Regions from separate parts of the Homo sapiens genome. Here region 2 is linked to region 1. Evidence: chromatin loops called from intact Hi-C (ENCODE). Cell type or tissue: endothelial cell of umbilical vein. All regions are shown on one strand. Links, peaks and the distances in the headings refer to the core of each region. The heading gives the core; the rest is flanking DNA.

What was found. Peaks named below come from ENCODE experiments on the same cell type or tissue, not always from the same donor. Only the 100,000 strongest peaks of a DNase experiment are listed, where the experiment ranks them.
Region 2: a loop joins it to region 1, with 6 times the contacts of the local background. A loop is called at or near these places in 1 of 110 quality-filtered maps.

The regions. Positions count from the first base shown.
Region 1 is chr3:56,286,054-56,296,726 of GRCh38, forward strand. ERC2 (ELKS/RAB6-interacting/CAST family member 2) reads right to left here. Exons shown (of 18, transcript NM_015576.3): 3 at 9,966-10,382. Among named protein-coding and RNA genes, the nearest start is that of ERC2, 180 kb to the right of the region's middle. In endothelial cell of umbilical vein, for the core only: no CTCF peak of the experiment used is centred there; DNase peaks (open chromatin) are centred at 5,358 and 6,088; H3K27ac peaks cover 2,008 bases.
Region 2 is chr3:55,887,226-55,897,898 of GRCh38, forward strand. ERC2 (ELKS/RAB6-interacting/CAST family member 2) reads right to left here. Exons shown (of 18, transcript NM_015576.3): 14 at 1,164-1,324. Among named protein-coding and RNA genes, the nearest start is that of MIR3938, 40 kb to the left of the region's middle. RefSeq lists an enhancer at 1,214-1,725. In endothelial cell of umbilical vein, for the core only: no CTCF peak of the experiment used is centred there; a DNase peak (open chromatin) is centred at 6,056.

The sequences.
Region 1 (10,673 bases), core at 3,851-6,350:
TGATAACTGACAATACCCAATGTGTTAGGAATCAGAGATCAAAACTACAGATCTAATAACTGTGAAAGAAAAATAGGTGGCCGGGCGCGGTGGCTTGCACCTGTAATCCCAGCATTTTGGGAGGCCGAGGCGGGTGGATCACTTAAGGTCGGGAGTTTGAGACCAGCCTGACCAACATGGAGAAACCTCGTCTCTACCAAAAATACAAAATTAGCCGGAATGTGGTGTCGCATGCCTGTAATCCCAGCTACTTGGGAAGCTGAGGCAGGAGAATCGCTTGAACCCAGGAGGCGGAGGTTGCAGTGAGCCAAGATTGTGCCATTGCACTCCAACCTGGGCAACAAAAGTGAAACTCCATCTCAAAAAAAAAAAAAAAAAAAAAAAAAGGCAGAAAAAAATACCGTTTCCTGATTTAAAAACCAACCTCAAAAGCTATATGTGAAAACAGTAAGATTTGATCCTCTAAATATAACTAATTGCAGACAGGCTTTTACCAAATGTCTTGATTCAAAAAACTACTTACTTATCCTTAATTCAGAAAGCTACTTACTTATTATCTAATTCAGGGGTCAGCACATTTAAAGAGGCAGATAGTAAATACTTTAGGCTTTGTGGACCAAGAGGCAAAATAAAGGGTACTATATACGTACTTACGTAATCCTTTCAAATGTAATCATTTAAAAAGGTAAAAAACATTCTTAGCTCCCAGGCCATTTAAAAAAAAAAAAATGCTGCAGGCCACATTTGGCCCATAATCTATAGTTTGCCAAATCTCAATCTAAAAACGTAGCAAGTCTTTGTAATTTTTACTCATGAAGTCTCACTCACCTTTCTTTTTCCTTTTTCTACAAACAACTTATACAGAATTATATTTTTCCTTTAGTGAGAATTTAATTCATTCTTATATGTTATAGCTGCTGTAACGATAGCCACTCCTAGGAATCACCCATTAGCAGTTCACATTGCCTTTTTAGCGCTCTATCCGAAACACTTAAGAGACCCCTCAACCTACATGCCTAACTGGAAACCCAAATAAAGTAGCCCTTTCACATCTGAGCCAAGGTGGAAGGGAAAGTAGATTTTACCAAATTAGAAGAGCAATGAAATGCACATGTCTTAGGAGTTACAAATGCAATTTCCGTGTCTCACAATTGACACAGAAAGAAACACAAAATACTCAACAAAAACTAGGTAAAAAGTAAAGTTGGTTTTGGGAGACAAAGCATTTCTTTTTGGCAGTGAGATATTCAAGAAGTTAAAAAAATTGTAAAATAAAACTAACTTTGATGAAATGGGAGAGGTCTAAGTGCCACACATTTGTCCTTATTCTCTGCTCACAAAAATTCACCTATTTGTGCAGAATTTATGGAGGGCCAGGTGCTTTCATTTTCATGAGTCAAAAATGGAATGGGAAGACCTAGCCCTGACGTTGCCTTCTACATGGCACTGTTTAATCTTCCCGCTGCTCTATGACCTCACGGATTTATAGTCCCCAATTCAACAGGCTCTGATAAGATGTGGCAAGAAAATAAATCAGAGCCTTTTGCATTTCTTCCTTTTTCACATTTATGAGAAAATAACCTTCAGCAAGAAGCTAGAAGACCAGAATCCTAGTCTGTGGTCTACTCTGGATTACACTGAAATCCCTGGCAGCATCAAGAAGTGGTTAGGAACAAGGTACTTCAATCGGCAAGTCCAAATTTGAATGCCAGATCCATCCATCACTATGTGCTCTGAGAACCTGGGCCAGTCACATCACCTCTCAAGGCCTCAACTTCCCCACCTGAGAGGCAGAGAAACCATTGTTCCGTTCAGAGTATCGATGGAAGAATTAAATGGCACTCCTTGGGAAGTGACTGGCACAGGCTGCCCTTAGTGAGTGCCCAGTAAATGTTACATGTCATCACTGCTTAATTTCTCTGAGTCTCCATGTCCTCCCAGGGTTGCCAAAAGTATCTGAGGAAATAGTTAAAACGGAATGTGTTTTATAATGGAATGTGTTTATAGGCTTTATATACCAAGCCGCCTCCACATGTAAAGTATTAATGTTTCCACTCAAGACAGGTAGGGCCTTGGTATAGCTGAGCCTGTCTCAACTACCCATTGCTGCAGCTTATGAAACATGCTAACATACTCACAGAGCCTGTGCTTGGGGTACTTTCTCACTGCTGAGGTTTTATTTGTGGGGCATCATCACAAATGATGATGATGATAAATTATGTCAGTTACCCAAAAAATATTTTTCAGAGCGCCATCACACCTAAGGTAAAGCAGGAGGATGAGGGTGAAGAGGAAGTAATCAGAGCCTCTCTCAGCATAACCTCCGGACATTCTCACTCCTCCCTGGTGCCTCCCCACACCCCCAACCCTGTCACTTTCTTTTCTCAGCAGGTTTCAAAATGCCTTGTGTCTAATGGCTTTCTGGGGCTCCACCAGTCTCTGTTACCGTAAAAAGCAGTTGATGATACTCATTGAAATGAAAATGGAGTAATTAGCATGTAGCATTCAAACTTAAAAGAATGCATGAGAATTTAAAGATAAGGCAAATGATGCTAAACAGAAAGGAATTTATTTTCCGTGTCATCAGAAATGTGAGGATAAAAATTATGAAAGCCTACTTTTGGATGCACTGTCAGATTACAGAGAGAGCGCTTTTCTGGAAAGATGCTTCATTGACATCCATCCTGCATGGAGTACTCGGAGAAAATGGAACTCAGTGAAAACAAAGGGAATTTGTCTCAAACTAGCATCAGTCAATGAAAATTCCACATAATCTCAAAAGAGATACCATATTCAAAATCAGATGCTTACTCGGGAAAGAGGCACAAAGGAGAAACATTCAATTCTAGTGGTTAAATACTAGTAGGAGTAAATGAAAAGGCATGCCTTAGAATGCTCACGGCCTTGGGGCGTGGTGGTTACAAATTATCAGATGTGTGTGAAAAAAATAAATAAAACTGAGCAATAGTCAGAAATGCCTTGTGTACTTGGGCAGAACGTCACAATCATTTCTTCACCCACATTCTCAACCTTGGCTGCACGGCTCCACCAAGATTTCATCAAACTCAACACATTCGAAGTCTTCCCTCAACCTTAGCTCCTCCTGCTGACAACCCTTGCCTGCCCACTGCTGTACCATATCTGCCTGCACACAGGTCTACAGCAGTTGTCTCTTCCTCCTCAAATCTCCCAGCACTCAGTTCTTAAGTTGTCAAGGTCCTGCCTACAGGTGGAGATGACCTTTCCCTTCAACTTCCATGGCCACCACCCAGATTCACACTCTTGGCAACCTGAATAGCCACAGTATCCATCTAACTTCTCTCCCTGCTTTTGTTCTCTTCCCATCCAATCCACTGTCAACTGATCATCTTCTCTGGTCATGCCATTCTCCAGGTCAAATGCCTTCAAAGGCTCCCCAGAGCCCACAGAGTAAAGCCACTTCCCTGTGTGTGGGCCTCAGAGCCCTCAGTGATCTGAGACCAAACCATCTGCTCAGCTTTATTTCCTTCCCCCACTGAAAGGCAGAGTTTCAGCTGCTCCAAACTCACCGTGCCTCAAACTCTCCACAGTTCCTACCTCTGTGATTTGACTCAGTCATCTGCTCTCCAATCATGCTTTCCCACCAACCCCATGTGCTAAAATTCCTCCTGCCTTGAAGACTGGTTCTACCGTGGATGAAGCCAGTTGTCAGCTCTCCTACCTTTAAGCTGTACAGCATTTGGATGCCATTCAAGGCCTCTCAGTGTACCACCCCAAGAAGCAGTAGCATGCAATGGGGACAGGTACAGAGTCTAGAGTCACACTGCCCAGCTTCCACTCTTGATTGCAGCTTTTGCAGTGTGTGACTGGAGGCAATTACTTACCTCACTCTGCCTCTGTTTCCCTATCTGTGTAATACACATGATGACAACAGTATTTACTTAGCACAGGACAATACTTGATAATTATGAGCTGTTCCTCTTATTGCTCACCTGAATCTCTGAACAAGACCACAAAATTGCCACTGATACTCCCACAGCATCCTCCATAGGGATGCTCAACATATGCCCAATGATGTCCAACACATTTTAGAAAAAAATGAAAGAAGACTGCCAGTTAAAGCTACCTGCAAAGTTTCTTCTCTACTCCAAACATAGAGCAATGATGCAGAAAACATTTTTTAATGGAGCTCATACCAACCATTATGAATTCTTCTGATACTGACAAAATAAATCACAGAGTAATTCTCTAGATATTTTTAACAAATTTTTCACTCATTACAATATTTATTGAGCAGCTACTGGCAATATCTGAGGTCTGGGAATACTGATGGAATGTACTGATCAGGTAAGAAATTTACTGTATTAAAATAGGGAGCAATTGTTAAGTTCTGTAATATGTATAGGAAACAGCCCTTGTAAAAGATCGTGTATATAAAATGTTATGTTTATATGTTTGGGAATAGTTTCTGTAATTAGCTTTGTTGGTAGAAATAGAATGTATTGAATCTGTAGAGACAGAATTAGAAATGCCTGCATCAGCAAAATCATGGCTTAGGTCAGCAGAACTAGGGACAAGCATGTATTAAGGAAATCATGTGGTTTTGAGAAGGGGGACCGGAATGGCATTTAGAAGTTTGGGCAGAGATTATACAGGACAAGTTTGAGCCATCAGTAAAGGTCTGAAAGCTTAAGAAATTCCAGGTAATACCTTTTGCCTTGGTGGATCTCCCACTGTCCTGGGTTCAACCTGGATAAGGAGACCAGGAGACCAATAATTCATGTTACCTCTTTCTCCTGTCTGCCCACCCCCAGCACAGAGGGAGGCCCAGGTCTCCTGGGGGTTTTGCTTGTCCTGGGTTATTAGCAACTGTGGCCTGTAAAGACTTGGGTGCTCTTCTGGCCCTGCTACCAAAGAAGGGCAAGATGCCCAAAAGGATTAACACAGGACATCAATAGGATTAGCAGCAGAACATATACTGCTTCCCATCAAGATCTTACAGCGAGATAAGTCCAAAGACCCCTATCTCTCTTCTAAGGACCAGTCAAGAAAATAGTAAGCAGGGTAAGTATAAGAGGATCTTGGTCTATTAATCCATTTCTTTTTCTTTAATGAGATCAGTTGTGTTTCAAATACTTGATCGCTAAAACTTCTAGATGGAACAATATGTTCTTTGCAGAAAAAGCTAGAGAACAAGGTAAACGTCAAACAATGTCTTATCAAATCAACCTGCATCCAAATACATCAGACAATGCTAGTGAGTAATGCTGAGTTTCGGCCAACCCTTTGGCTCACATTAGCACATCAGTTGGAGTTCCTGCGCAATGGTTTTGGTCTTCCAAGTAAGTTGAGATCATAACCTTTTTGTTGTTGTTTCCTGCCAGACAAAGAAGTGGTTTCACACTCAGCCTTTTCCAGACCACCAAAAGACAATAAGACACTAAAGCAACCCACCCCATATGCAACTCCTGCCAACTCCAAATCTCCTAAAACAATAAGCTGAACAAGGCCAGGAGATGGGGTTTATGTGAGGTCCACCACCTCTGCCTAAGAATGAATCATAAAACCACTAGCACTCCATTCCCCAGCTTCACACTGCCTAGCCCCAACCTACTCGAACTGTGCATAATGAAAATGAAATCAGGAACACACTGAACCTAAAACCTCAAGTACATTTTAAATCTTGTTTTAGATTCATCTATATTAACAGAGGTCAGGCAATTTCTTTATTCAAGCTAAGTTATTCTTACTGGTATAATGACAAAAGTGGTCAGACACATTCTTTCTACTAAAAAAAAAAAAAAAATACCCTGACAAAGTACATTCTAAAACTCAGTAGAGAATATGGAAATAGCTTGCAATAAACTTTGCCTTATAAAATAACTAATGAAGGAAATAACCCAGTTATTTGGCAATGGGAAACAACCATTTGTATATTATTACGTATTTGGTAGGTCATTAATTAGAAGCACTTTTTATTTTCTAGCATAGCATTTTTCAAAAATGTCTTACAAAGAACACCAGTGCAACAAGAGAAAAGCAAGTCACGTAAGTTTGAGAAGCTCTGCCTTCTCTGGTCCCCTTCTTGGAAATGACTAATGCATATTTGCATATTAAAGACTGAGACTGTAACTCTGTGGAATCCCTCATTTCCCCAAGTTCACTTGGCACTGCAACCCTTTTTCTCTCATAACACATATCAACAGCCCACAAAATGGCTGTTCTGCCAAGCACAATTTGGGGAAAATTTCTTCTAGAAATGGGATGTAGGCCAGGCACGGTGGCTCACACCTGTAATCCCAGCACTTTGGAAGGCTGAGGCAGGCAGATCGCTTGAGCTCAGGAGCCTAGCCTGGGCAACATGGTGAAACCCCGTCTGTACCAAAAATACAAAAAAAAAAAAAAAAAATAGCCAGGCATCGTGGCACATGCCTGTAGTCCCAACTATTCAGGAGGCTGAGGTGGGAGGATCACTTGAACCTGGGAGGTAGAGGTTGCAGTAAGCCGAGACTGTGCCACTGTACTCCAACCTGGGTGACAGAGTGAGACCCCGTCCCCCACCGCCCCCCGCAAAAAAAAGAAAAGAAAAGGGACATAGTAAAATGGTTTAAGAGCTGAGACTCCAGAGTCAGGCTGATTCAAACACTAGCTTCACCATTTGTTAGCAGTGTGACATTGGGTTTGTCCCTCTGTTCCCCCAGGTAAGATGGGCAAAGTAACAGCACCTACCTCCTAGGCCATGGGTCTTTCCATCTGAGTGGAACAGTCTTCTGAGATCCTCACATGGCTGGTCCTTTTGGTTATGCAGGTCTCAGTTCATACTGTCACCCCCTCCAAGAGGCCTTCCCTGACAACCCAACATAAAATTAGCCCCACCCACATCACCAGTGCTTCACTCTCTTCTTCATGACACGCCTCTATTTAAACCATAAAATTGTCATCTATTTTCCCCCAATAGAATGTAAGCACCATGAAGGTACATTTTGTTAATTATCATTGCTATATCCCAAAACAGATCTTCAATAAGTATTCATCCAACGAAGGAATGAATGGATGGATTAATGAATGAATGAATGGATGGATGAATGAATAAATGAATGAATGAATGAGATGATTCAGTGTGAATCAACGTAAAGCATTCTTCATGATGCCTGACACATAAGCTGACACATACAGATGCTATTTTGAAAACTTTTGGGGAACCGTGAGTGGTTAATACACACATAATCATAATTCTCCCAATAAGTAACATTATGACTCCACAGTGTATCCTCTTGCTGTATTAGAGGTAAACATTTCACAACATTCATTCAGAGGTGTGCCAGTAAACCAGCTTTCAGGAATGGGCAAGGGAATGGGGAAGGTAGTCCCTAAGAGTAGCATCTTCCAATTTCCATGGTGTAAATACACCAAATATGACCAATTCCAGGCTACGTGTGGTTTAACACCAGGATCATGAGATTCCTGAGAATTTAACAAATGGCTCTCACAGGGCAGTACAACCCTTCTCATGGGAATGATCCTTTCAGGCCTTCAAGTCTTGTTTGCTGAGTTCAAGTTTAACATGAGTCTTTTATATACAGATGTATTTTCCAAATTCTCCCCCTCTTGATGAGCTAAAATAAGGGCTACCTACTCACTTTGGTCTGATGCTCAGGGAAACTAGTTGAATGTATTGGTCTGCACTTTCTGTTCTCCCTTCTGTGTGCTTTCAAACTGGTGTTTAGGGATCTAAACATGATCTATATCCACACCAGACCATTGTGAGAACCAGCCAATCTCAGAAAACCCAAGATGAATTGTGTTTAGATTCATTTAAATGGAGGCAGCCACATAAGGCACCATCTAGTAAGTGCTATCAATGAGCAGAATCTAATTGCAGAAGAAGAATGACTCCACCCTGACCACAAGATCCCAACAAGGAGTGAGAAATGGTGCTGCAGATGGAGATTTCTCTGGCATCACAGCCTTGCTGCCCCTTGGCATCAAAATAAAACAGCAGCTTTTTCCAACTATAGTGATCCTCTATCAACTGCAGTTTTGAGATAACACAAGAAAAATTCCAAAATCCACAGTTAGTCTACATGCAAGTAACAACATGCCAGTAATTGTTGCTCCTCTTCTGTAAACTACATGAGAGGTCTATGAAGTAAGACATGGAGAAAATTACTTTCTGCTCTACTGTATTTGTTATCTATTGCTGTGTAACAAATTACCTTAAAATTGAGCAGCTTAAAAGAGTACACATTTATTATCTCACAGTTTCTGTGTGTCAGGAATCAAGGCACAACTTAAGTGGTTCCTCTGTTTCACAGTCTCTCACAGCCTGCAATCAAGATGTCATCCCAGGACCTGTCTTCTTATCTGAAGCTCGACTGGGAAAGGATCCACTTCCAAGCTCACTAAATGGCTGTTACCAGGTTTCCTTTCTTTGTGGCTGTTGAAATGAGTGCCTCTGTTCCTTACTGAGTGTTGGCTGGAGGCCACCCTCAGTTCCTTACCACATGGGCCTCTCCACATGGCAGCTTGCTTCATCAAAGCATGCAAGCTATGAAGGCAATAGAGTCTGCTAGTAAGATGGAAGTAACAGTCTTATGTAACCTAATCCTGGAAATAACATTGACATTCTGTTAATTTTGCCATATTCTATCATTTAGGAGCAAGTTATGAGGATCAACCAATACTCGAAGAGGATTATATAATGGTGTGAATTCCAAGGAGTAGGGATTATTGGAGGCCATCTTGGAAGTCTTCTCACCACATTCACCCTCTTGGAAGATGGATGGGAAGACCAGGCCCAACCAAAACATCTCTTTAAGCTTTTCAATATGAAACCAAGCCATGTGGTTTCCCAAGCATGTTGGTAAAGTATCATTAAAACGAAACAAGGAAGAATAGGAGTAGAGGACATTAAATTTGCAGACACAAAAGTCTTTTCCTATGTGCTAGGCAAATATAACCCACATCAGAGCAAATTCCTGGGAGCATCTGCACTTTTGCAAATCCCAACATGGAAGCCATGTCTTCCGACCAACCAAACAAGTGACTCACAAGAAGCACCACCATCTGAACAGGTATACTGCCAAGAAATCTAGTTTGGTCTAGAAGGAAATATCTTCTAGAATTTTTATTTATTGCTATAGAATAGTTTGAAAACATATTTAATGCCATTTTATTGCTTGTTATTTTCTGTGAGATCCACGTCTCCCTACAGCAGTTTTGCCTGCATGATACTTTTAAGGTCCATATCCACCACAGTGGCAAGGAACTGCTATTAAAATTTCAAACCTTGGCAGTCATCCACATTTTTTCTAAGCTCTACCCAACCACATATTCTCAGATACACGAGCATCCCAACATTGAATGGTGGTAAAAGGCCAGAGAGACTGCCTCTGAAGGACTTCAAATGATTTAATCTACTAAGGGCAAAACACATACTCAGAAAACCTGTAATACTCTGTCCTAGACAAATGTAAATGCAGACAAAAATTATCTTAACCCTAAACACTCAAAATTGGTCTGTGCATTTTACCATTCTTTCCCATAGGCTTTACTTTCTGCAAATCTCATCCCCAATTCAGTAATAAAAATATTTAGGGTCATTGTGTTGCTAATCCTATTTATTTTTTCCTTTAGAGAGATGATATTTGATAAACAACTAAACTGAATAGTACCATACCTAAAAGACTCTGAAACCACAGCCACCTGTGGGAAAGCAATTGTTTATAAACCAACTTACAGTTGATATGTCCTGTATATGCTTGGATCGCGGATATGTGCTGAATAATAATGGAATGCATGTGCAGTGAGCAAAGACTAATACAAAATTCCAGTTTAATGGTCTTAAGCCGGCAGGAAGGTCATAAAGCAGATGACAAAGGGAATTTTGTTAAGGATGTAGATATCTTCCAACCTGTGAAAATAACTTGATAACATATTTTCACTTATAAATTAAGGCTTTGGGGAAATACAGTGAATGCTCTTACCTCTCTAAGATGTATGTTTTCCTTCTCTTTCTGATCTAAAATCACTTCCAAGTGGCTGACCTGAGACTCAGCCTCTGCCATCCGCCGCGTTCGCTCATTGTCATCCTCCAGGCTTTTGGATGGCAAGCCTTTACTTTGCAACATCTCAAGAAGTTTTTTAATTGACTCATCTCGGGCATTGAGGGTTTGTTTCTGCGTTTCAATTCTCAGCTCCATTTCCTCTAATGTCTTCCTCAAAAGGAACAGCTCCTTAGCCTGCCTGTCATGCTCGGCTTGGAGCCGCCTAAAGTTCTCCTCGGTCAGCTCGATGGTGAAGTGCTCCGCTCCTCGGTTGCCACTCTCTTGCTGGAGGAGGTGGTTGAGGTCTCTCTGGGTTCGCAGCTCATCTTGAAGGGCCTGGATTGTCAACTGTAGGTGCTGCAATGAGAAAGATGGAGCGGGAGAGGAGAAAGAAGGAAAAAAAGTCAATGAAAATGTCAAGTGCCGCTTGCTGCCACCACACTATGAAGATGGAATGTTAATCATGAGGTCCGGAGGGCCAGCCATGAATTCCTCCACGGTGACTTCAGAAGCATGGGACAGCACATGGAGAGGGGGAGATTAATTCAGTGATGCTTTCTGAATGTCTTGAGAGAAGAGAAATGCACACACACACAGAAACAATAGATTAGTGTCAATCACAAGGGAAATTATACATCTACAGAGTTT
Region 2 (10,673 bases), core at 4,918-7,417, 400 kb before region 1:
CTTTTATTAGAAAAAATGCTAGTTTATATGTGAAAAAAACCCTATTTATTCTTTGGTCTTGGAGAAACTGAGGTAGTTGATGAGGAATAAATGTTTTGTCCTCATTATTAAATCCTTCAAAATATTTCATTCCAATATTTTCCATGATCTAAGCTTTCTGAGTTTAATGCTAACCATGTGTAAGGCTTGCTGGGTCACGATAAGGTCACTTCCATACCTAGCCACCAATTTCAAAGTCTGTGTTATAGGCTTAAGATGCCGTAATTATGTATGTTTCCCCTTACTGTGGAGGGAAGTTAGATTTAAATTATAATTTAGTGATGATTTCATTTAAAAACATAGAGACGCTCCTTCTTGACTAGTTCTTCACAAACAGACCTATTGCAATTGATATTTATTAAAATTTCTCAGTAATTTTCTTTCCTATGTTATTCCATGATGATGCTCTTTCATTGTGAGAATGAAACAAGAGTGAGGTGTAGGTGGGTGTGTCACAGGACCACAGGAACAACCATTTCCCAGCACTCAGCCCCATGTCATTGATTAAATCAAAGGAAGCAATTGGTTCCAATCCAATCTCCCTGATTTAGCTTCCCAAGCCCCCACCTAGGTGGGGTGTGGCGGGGTGTGGGATTTCTAACCTATTTTTATAAGCCCAGCAAATCAAAGTTTCACTTTCTGAACAAAGAGGTGCCAACCTTGAGACTCTGTGAGAGTCAACACAAACCAGGCATTGTGCACAAGTGAGAAGAATATAATTAGCAAAGTTACAGTCACAATTAGGAAATAACTCCTCAGAAAAGTTTCCACTTAACTCTGAGCAGCGCTCAAATTACCATTGTGCTTAACGGGGCCTCCATCTCTTGGCTGGCTCAGACCTTTCCAACAGATCTATGAATCCCAGCACCATCCACACAACACAGACACCCAAAATCTAGTGCTGGATCTATATTTTTTTCAATAACAGATGTGAGAAATGTGCAAATTGAGACACCAAAGTTACAATTAAAAAATAAGAAACATACTTTCAGAAATGACCAGGCAAGTGTGAGCTAAATTATTCTTTTTCTGAGCTCTTTCTTCATCTTCTCTAGCCCTTCCCCTTTCCCACTCTCAAGAGAGGCTAGAAGAGAGAGGCTACCAAAGCAGCAATGGGTACTCACTTCATCTCCAGGATCTCCTCCAGCTGTTTCCTCCTCTCAATCCGGAGGTTGGCCAAGTGCGCTTCTTTTTCGGCCAGGGACTGTTGTGTGGAGGCGAGGCGTGCTTTGGTGGCATCCAGTTCCTGTCTGGTCTTCTCCAGTGCATTCATCAGTTCCTCTATCTGAAAGGCACATGGAGCTCTGTGTGTTATTTCTCCTTCATTCAAGCACAAGACATCCCTTGTTAGCCTGTGTTCCAACAACAAACACAAAGGAATCACAGGGATCCTTGAACTGGGCCGCTGTGTCTTGGAGCCCTTTCTTTCTTTGTCATTGAAACTATGAAAATGCAAATGCCTAAGAATGATATAATGGACTCTGGGGAGTTGTGGGGAAAGGCTGGGAGGGGGTTGAGGGATAAAAGACTACACATTGGGTTGAGTGTATACTACTCGGGTGATGGTTGCACCAAAATCTCACAAATCACCACTAAAGAGCTTACTCATGTAACCAAATATCACCTGTTCCCCCAAAACCTATGGAAAGAAAAAATTAAAACAAAACAGAACAAAAACCCTTAAAAAATGTTTCAAACACAAGAAATGTCCAAATTTCTCCAAGGTCCTTGTTCAATTGGATTGCCCAATAACCTTTATAAAACTACTTAATGTGTTCACTAGAATTGGGGGTGAGTGGCTTGACCCAATTTCAACCTCTGTTTGGCAAAAGTCTCAGATACTTTCTCACCATTGAAGGAAGGCAACACTCAAATGCATTTTGCCCAGCACAATATACTTTTGTGTGTAGGCCCCAGAGTACTTTGAAAGAAAGTTAATCTATGTGTTTCAGATTCAGTCACGTTTTAACCTATCAAAGCCGTGTTTGGTAAAAGCTATTCAATGTCCAGGGAGCCTCAGGAGTCCCTCTCACCTCACCTCCCAGCTTTACATTCAGGAAGCAAGGTTTGGCCAAAGGTAAACAGAATTCCAGCCACAAAAGGTTCAAGTTTGGTTTGCCCCTGAAGTTTGAGAGGGTTCTAAACTTGAAATAAATGACATGTAACTTTTATAGGGTGCTAATACACCATAGAAATAAGCCAGACTATCAAATATCCACGGTTTTCAGCCAGGTCCCAAAAAATGAGACCCAGGAGCCCTGAGGCAAAGCCTTATCCTCCCCAAAGCTTTGGGGACTCTTAAAAGCCAACACACAACAAAGAAGGCTGGTGTTTATGGTTCCGTTCCAAAGACTTCCGTGGAGCAAGCTGGTGAAATGCCATCCCTTGCACAGATGCAGGCTGTGTCCTCCCTGCTGATCCAAAATCATGATTCCAGGAAGTTTCTAGATTCCAGAGCTGATGTTTGGCTTTCTAAAATACCCCTTCCAGCTGAACTTGGCAGAATAGGCTCATCCATCACTAAAGTCAACAGAACGCCCTTCAAAATGTGTCAATGACATGTTAAGTTCCAATTCATAAAGACTTTCTACACAATTTCTTCAGTTTTACATGAAATTTATTCAGAATAAGCATTATAGTTCACATCCAAGGTAAATTATATGCTTTTAAGATTCAGAAAACCCTTCATTTTGCCCTGATAAAAAGAGGAAACTGAATGATCATGTAGTTTAAATCAAAGCCAAAACCAAAAAGAGTTTAAAAAGCAAGGAATATAAAGAATAACCTATGAAAGTGACAAAACCACCCCTATGTAACTGTAGAGTAAATTGAATTATTCTTTAACTTTACAAATCTATGCAGTTTAAAAAGTATTAATAAACTTTTCAGTTTCTCATATAAGTTCACAGAACATCACAAATATGACTAGAAGCCCAAAGCAATATGTGACGAAGTTAAAGCGGAGTTTTGAGTTTTCCTCCCTTTTTCTATTTTTGATAGAAAATAGCAGTGACCCCCAAAAAATCAGAATTATGATCATTCCATATGCCAATTCAGATAGTCTGCCTGACCCTCCATATGAGATGGTCTGTGTCCTCATGATTCCTTTTCTGTCATAAATCGTTCTTTATTTCAAACATAATATTGATTTCAGAGGAGTGGGAGGTCTCCATTATTCTCATTTGTTCAATCTCTCTCTCATTCATCGAAGCTGATCTATCTGCAATCTATAGACACAGAGCTACTCAGCTGGGTTTCCAAATCTTAGATCACCTGCCACTGGACCGCTTAGGGCAAACACTAGCTAGTTCTACATTAACCCAACTTTAAATGACACTTTAGAGTAATGATTTCAGGCTGCTCCAGCCATTTCAGCAAGAAGCACATGGAGAAACTGGGCACCTGGGAGACACAATACAGAGTTGTAACTGATGGAGAAGCCACTGGCCTCCAACATCAGTAACTGCTAGTATCAGATGAGACGAAACTGCTCCTCTCAACATCTTGGAGACAGAGTTTTAAAATAAGTTCCCAGGCCAAGCTCCTCACTCTTCCTAATTTGTGTGGCCCTGGACCGAGGACCATGTGGGGCACTGGCCTCAGAACACATCCTTCTAGTTTTAGCATGACCACTGCTTCTCTCTGTAACTTTTTGCAAACAATCACTATACCCTCGGAATCTCAGTTTCCTAGATGATGGCCATGGGTTCTTCCTGTGTTTAACATTCTAGAGAACTGAAAACTGTTTCCTTTGCTGCCAAAACAAGGGCCTTAGAAAGCAAAAAATATCTCCCCTGCTGGGGTGATCATTAGGGTGGTTTCACAATATTCTAGTTCTCTTCCTTACAGGCACATGGTAGGACCCCACATCCCCTCACCCTTTGAATTGGGTGTGGCTTTGGCCAATTAAAACCACTGTCATTTCCAGGTAGAAACATTTAAGTGGTAGCATTCAACTCCAGTGTTACCCTTTCCCTGCCCTGGTGACCGTGGAAGCAAGTTTCAGATGACATCATCTTCAGCCTGAGTCCCTGAGTGACCACAATGAAGCCCAGGGCAAACCCACATCACATAGGCAAAATATAAACCTTTGTTGTGCTTTGCCTCTGAGATTGGGGGTGGTAACTCCCAGCATAACCTGGCCTATCTTCACTGGTGAACTGTCTGGTTCTATTTTTTTTTTTTTTTTTTTTTTTTTTTTGAGCTGGAGTCTCGCTCTGTCACCAGGCTAAAGTGCAGTGGCGTGATCTTGGCTCACTGCAATCTCTGCCTCCCGGGTTCAAGTGATTCTCCTGCCTCAGCCTCCTGAGTAGCTGGGATTATAGATGCATGCCACCACGCCCAGCTAATTTTTGTATTTTTAGTAGAGACGGGGTTTCACCATGTTGGCCAGGATGGTCTGAGTCTCCTGACCTCATGATCCACCCGCCTTGGCCTCCCAAAGTGCTGGGATTACAGGCATGAGCCAACTGTCTGATTCTTATCAAGTGCTCTATGCTTGCCTCCATCTCCCCATCACAGTCATCTCTCAACCAGAGGAAAGTGCTTGTTATTCTTGCGGTCCCATGGTATTTCTACTCTTGCAGACCACAAGTAACTCCCTTCTTGCCAAATGTCTTTTCTTAATGTGTGGTTTGCACAGCTAAACATGCCCCCAAGTCTCTGTCCCTTCTTTGAAATAACATTTTAACTGATTGACTGTACATATGTAGTTTGTGTCTTCATCACCAGATTGGAACCATGGCATTATTACGGTGTGAGTGAGATGAGCTCCTTCATCTTTCTCAGCTTCCATTTCCTCATCCATATTTACCTCAACAGGTAAATAGGGAACCCTATTGCTTGCTTATCAGATGATTATGGGCACATTAAGTGAGATGATGTAGCCCATAAGGCATTTATTCTTCTTCTTCTGATATCAAGAAATTAATTTTTTTCTGATAATAAGAATAAAGTGTGGCCAGGGACAGTGGCTCACACCTATAATCCCAACACTTTGGGAGGCCAGGGCCAGTGGATCATTTGATCACAAATGGTGACCCCAGGAGTTTGAGACCAGGCTGGGCAACATGGCAAAACTGCATCCCTACAAAAAGTAGAAAAGAAATGTAGCCAGGCGTGGTGACACGCACCTAGAGTCCCAGCTACCCTGGGGGGCTGAGGCAAGGAGATCACCTGAGCCTGGGAAGCCAAAACTGTAATGAGCTGTGATTATGCCACTGCACTCCAGGCTGGGTGACAGAGTGAGACCCTGTCTCAAAGAAAAGAAAAAGAATAAAGTATATTCATTGTAAAAAATATGAAAAATCCAGGTATGAAAATGTTTTAGCTTTCTTCTGAAGATTAAATACTAACATCATTTTTAGTTAAGATCCTCCCAAGTCCCACCACCTAGAAGTAAACATTATAAACATTGTTATAATTTCTCTCTATATTTATGCACATATAATTGAGATGCTACATATAAATATATACATAATTGTGTATATAATTGATATATGATGAGAATTTTCTTTTGTAATTAAATTGTCTTTTGGAAATACAGTTTTAATATATGAGCAGTGCTCTATCCACTCCTCATCTTCCTAAAACTGATGCTTCTCTTAGTGTTATGGTCTCAATGTTTACGTACCCCCACAATTCATATGTTGAAATCTTAACCCCCAAGATGATGGCATTAAGGGGTGAGACCTTTGGGAAATGATTAGGTCATGGGCGCAGAGGCCTCCTATATGGGATTAGTGACCTTATGAAAGAAGCCCAATGGAGTCTGTATGTCCCCTTTCACCATGTAGGGACACGGCAAGACGTCAGCAGTTTGCAACCCAGGAGAGGGCCCTCACCAGAATCTGACCATGCTGGCACCTTGGTCTTAGACTTCCCAGCCTCCAGAATGTGAGAAATACATTTCTGTTATGTATAAGCCACCTACTGTATGGTATTTTGTTAGAGCAGCCCAAATGGACTACGACACTTAGGAACTTATTCCCCTGTTTATTTTGCAAATTACTCATCTTCCTGCAGCCCATAACTGGGTCTTTCTCCTTGTGACTCCATCCTAGAGGCATTTCCACCATCCACATAGAAATACAGGGGATGCATTGAGGTCTGTCTCTACAGTTCTCACCTCTATGTAGATGTCTCTCCAAACTTTATCTCCTTTTTCCTCACTTGACCTCTTTCACATGTACCTAACCACCTGTTGATCACTTCCATCTGGATGTCCTAATATTACTTTAAATTGAGGATGACCAAAAGCCAACTCTTGACCCGTGTACACCTGCCTAAACCAAACTCCTATCACCTGTCCTCACCCTCCCAACTTGCCACTCCCTAACACATCCACCATTTTGGTCCAAGGCCCTGACCTTTTCTCAGTCATTCCTGTTTAAGACCTCAGAGCCACATTGATCTTCTCTTTCCTCTTTTATTTTCCATTCATCACCAACTCCTAGAGCTCTATTTTGGAAATATTTCTTGGATCCATCATTCCCTTCTATCATTACTTTTGACACCCCTCCCACATGTATAATAAGGTAGAACATAATTATGCATGCATACACATATGTATGTATATGTGGGCTTTCACATGTGTGTGCATATGCTCATGTGTGTATCCCTAGCCTCTGACTCTACTCTTACCCCTAAGTGAGGACATGGTTTTGCCTGATCATCTGTAACAATAGTACTTATAGTATTATATGAAGCAATGATTGCAGAGCTCTTAGTGCTGAGCCTGGCAAATATGAAAACACTTAGTATATTCTTAACACAAGAGGCGGAGCAGCGTAGTGGCTTAGAAACATAATTCAGGAGCTAGACTGCCACTTACTAGATGTATAAATTCACTCTAAGTGAATTATAACTTTTTTCCCAGGTGGAAAAATTGATTTCATGTAAGAAAAATAAAATAGTATTTACATTTAATAAATAATATTCAATAAGCACTATTACAAAGTTATAGAAATAAACTGGACTGTTTACCTTCATGAAAGAACCTAGACAAAATTTTCTAGGTTTCTCAACTTAAACTTGGAGGCAAAATTTGCTTTAAACATGTATTAAGCATTACCATTGCTATGCAAAAATTAGGTTATGGTAATTTTTACTCAAATTATATTAAAATGCCCAGAAGAAGGATTATTTGGGGACAATATAATAATAGAATTGACTTTTTTAAAAAATGTTAGCTTTAGGGGCTACATATGCATGTTTGTTACATAGGTACGTTGCATGTGGGAATTGGGCTTCTACGTGTACCCATCACCCAAATATTGAACATTATACCCAACAGGTACTTCTTCAAACTTCATCCCCCTTCTTCCCTCCCTACTTTATAAAAAAAGAAGGAAATCATGTCCTTTGCAGCAACATGGATGGAGCTGGAGGCCATTATCCTACACGAACTAACTCAGAAGGAGAAAATCAAGTATCACATGTTCTCACATGTACGTGGCAGCTGAACAATGAATTACAAAATTCTGAGCTTCAAGTACCTCTTGTGAAGTGGAGCTAATGACATAACTTAGCTCAAAGGGTTTTTATGATGATTAAATGGGTTCACATGGGCAATGCTCTCAGCACAATGCCTAGTACTCAGTAGTGCCACAGAAGTATCAACTCTTTCTAATACAGTGCCTAGTAATTATTCAGCCTATCTATGTCTGCATATTGCTCCATTCACCAATGCTCAACCACACATACACATGCACATATACCCCTGGACTGCCCTACATTCACTCCTCTGCTTATCAAAACTGCCCATTCTTTAAGGCCCTGTCTACACCTGACCTCCTTCACAGCTTGCAGCGATCAAAAGCTGGAGCTCTAGAAGCAGTCAGATATGAGTCAAGTTTGGGTTCCACCTACAAGATCTTTGACCTTAGGCCAATCTTAACCCAATGTTTCCCAAACTTGGTTTAAGATTGGTTAGGTTACTGCATGTTAGAATCCCTTGGGAAGCTTTTAAAAATGTTGATGCCGTGGTCACACTGCTCCTAATTAAATCAAAATATTTGAGGGCGGGAGCCAGGCATCTGTATTTTATTAAAGATCCAGGTGATTCCAAAATGCAGCCAAGTCTTGGAACCCTAGACGTTACTGACCTCTCTAAGCCTACAGATCCTCCCCTTTAAAGTGGAGAGGAAGCAGAAGCAGCCACACAGAATTGACATAAGCGTAAAGTGAAATAATGCATGGAAAGTACCCTGCCTAATACCCTGGAAGGCACCAGCACATGCCCATTCCTAGCCTCACTACTTTCACCCAACCCAACTGCCTTCAGTTTTCATTGCCTGCACCCATTCTGCACAATATGTATGCTTAGTTGCTATAATACAACTGGACTGTAATCCCTGGAGGGCAGAGACTGTGTCTCCATCTTCTTTGCAAGCCCCTTCAGTACCTGACATAGCACCAGTATCCACACTCAATAAATACCTATGCAATGGGAGGAAGGGGAGCACAAAGACGTGATTCTGAAACACCCTCCTTTGACCCACTTAGTGCAATGATGGATGAAGTGTAAGTCCAAACTTGATACTTTCCTACCCCATAAATCAGTGGTCCCTTCGCCATCCTCAACAAATACCCTTCAAGTTCTTGCTCTCTGTTTGCTTCAAGCACCTTCTCTTTGCTATGGGGATGAGGGGGCTCAGTTACTTGGCTCCTGAAAGGATGGAGGCCCTATGTTCGCTGCCACCCCAGCAGCCGCCTGGAGAACCCAGGAACCTGTGAGTTTCACAGAGACACAATAAAGATGTCTCAGGTTCTGCGCTGGTATAGAAGCATGTGGCTTTTGGTCCTGCTATGCATTCCACATGCTCTGTCCTGGGACCTGGGAGATACACACTCCTTTCCTTCATTCCACCACCTCGCTAGGCATCTCCCACATGCCAGGCACTCTGCTGGACACTAGCCACAGGTCTGTCTTCAGAAGGGTTTCCACAGGGAAGTTGGGAATCAACAAATTACTTAATCACAATAGTGATTTTAAAGAAAAGTACTGGGTGGTGCAAAAGAGTAAAACAGCAGCCCATCCTGCACTAGGCACTGTGGCTGGCCTCCCTAAGGCAAGCAAGTGGAGTAGCCTGGGGAAGCGCAGGTGGTGGCCCAGCTGGAAGATGCCCTGTGGTCCCATTCTTTAGAAAAATGCTAGTTGGAGAATCACAGTAATTAAGAGACAATAAAAGCTTTTGACAGTCCAGCAAGAAAGCAACCCATTTGTCTCTATTTAACACAGCATGTGCTTCTTTTAGAAGTACATCTATTAGTAATTCACCAGACAATAATATTTCCTGGGGAAAAAAGTTTTAGAAAAGGTGTTTAATTGCTAAAATGTCATTTTCAGTGAAAACAGGATTCACAGCCACCTCAGAAGTCTCTAGAATATTCCAGATGTTTCACTTAAAATAATTTCCTAAAAGGTCCTCAAATGTGGCAAGACTGGAATTCTGATTTTATATCAAAGATTACATTTTTAAAATACATTGGCTTGGTGTTACATATCTAGAACATAATAATTAAAGGTTTCTTCAAGCTAGATGTTGATTTAGCTTAATCAATTACAAAAAAAGAAAAAACCCTGAATAATTGTGTGCTATTTCTGATTGTATTAGTCATTCTATGTTGCAGATCATATCATTAAAACTCTCTTTTAAAATAGTTGTTACCAGGAAATATTCAACTGTATTTACTGTATCTGAATAATTCATAACTGTTCACTTTCAGAATAATGAAGTCATCACCTGGCTTTCTAAAAAGTCCAGTGTTTACGCATGGCTCTGGAGAAATCGTCGGATCTTTTAAAGTGAACAGTGGAGCCTTAAAACAATAAAATAAAAAACCCGTTTAAGACCTTAAATCATTAACATGTGTCGACTTAAACTTACACATACATTTGTGTTGTTTAACTAAATATTTGAAAACCAGCCTCTCTCTCAGTTATCTGCCAGGACCCCACTCCAGGTTCCATGCATCTCTTCCTGACGCGTGGCAGCTTCCCATGCTTTTCAAGAGGCTTGCTTGGCAAGAGCTGATACTCAAATATTTTGATAAAGCTATTTTTTCCCTTAAATTATATGTCAGCATGGAGTTGGTGTGTATTTTCTGTTAATGATTTGGAATTTTTAAAGCCATATTTCAAAAACAGACAGGCTCTTCTGAGTTAGGCTCCGCCATCCATCCTGGTTTCCTGTCTTCATTCCATCCTGAGTGCAAGAGGATGGCAGTTTTCAGTTTGCACCAGAACACAGAACCAATGAAATCCCCATATCCCAGGTTGCAGCAAATCTGGAATGTGAATTGGTCCTGTGGGAATAGCTGGACTTGGCCCAGCACAACTCTGGACACAGAAGGTCACCCTGAGATCAGAAGGTGAAGATAAACGCTTAAACCCCCCGTCAGCAGCAGCAACTCCTCCGACAGTGATGCTGGAGGCTGAAGGACCTGTTAAAACAAGGACTACTAATCTTATTTTTCCAATTACCCTTATCTGACATTTCTATCTCTTCCTCCTTCCCACCTCCCCACTGCTGCCTTAGAGTGACACCTTTTGGAAAAGGTTGAAACTGAAAATCCCCAGACTGCTTTCAGCCTGGACCTGACCATCCCTAAGACTGTGTTTGTGATTTGTT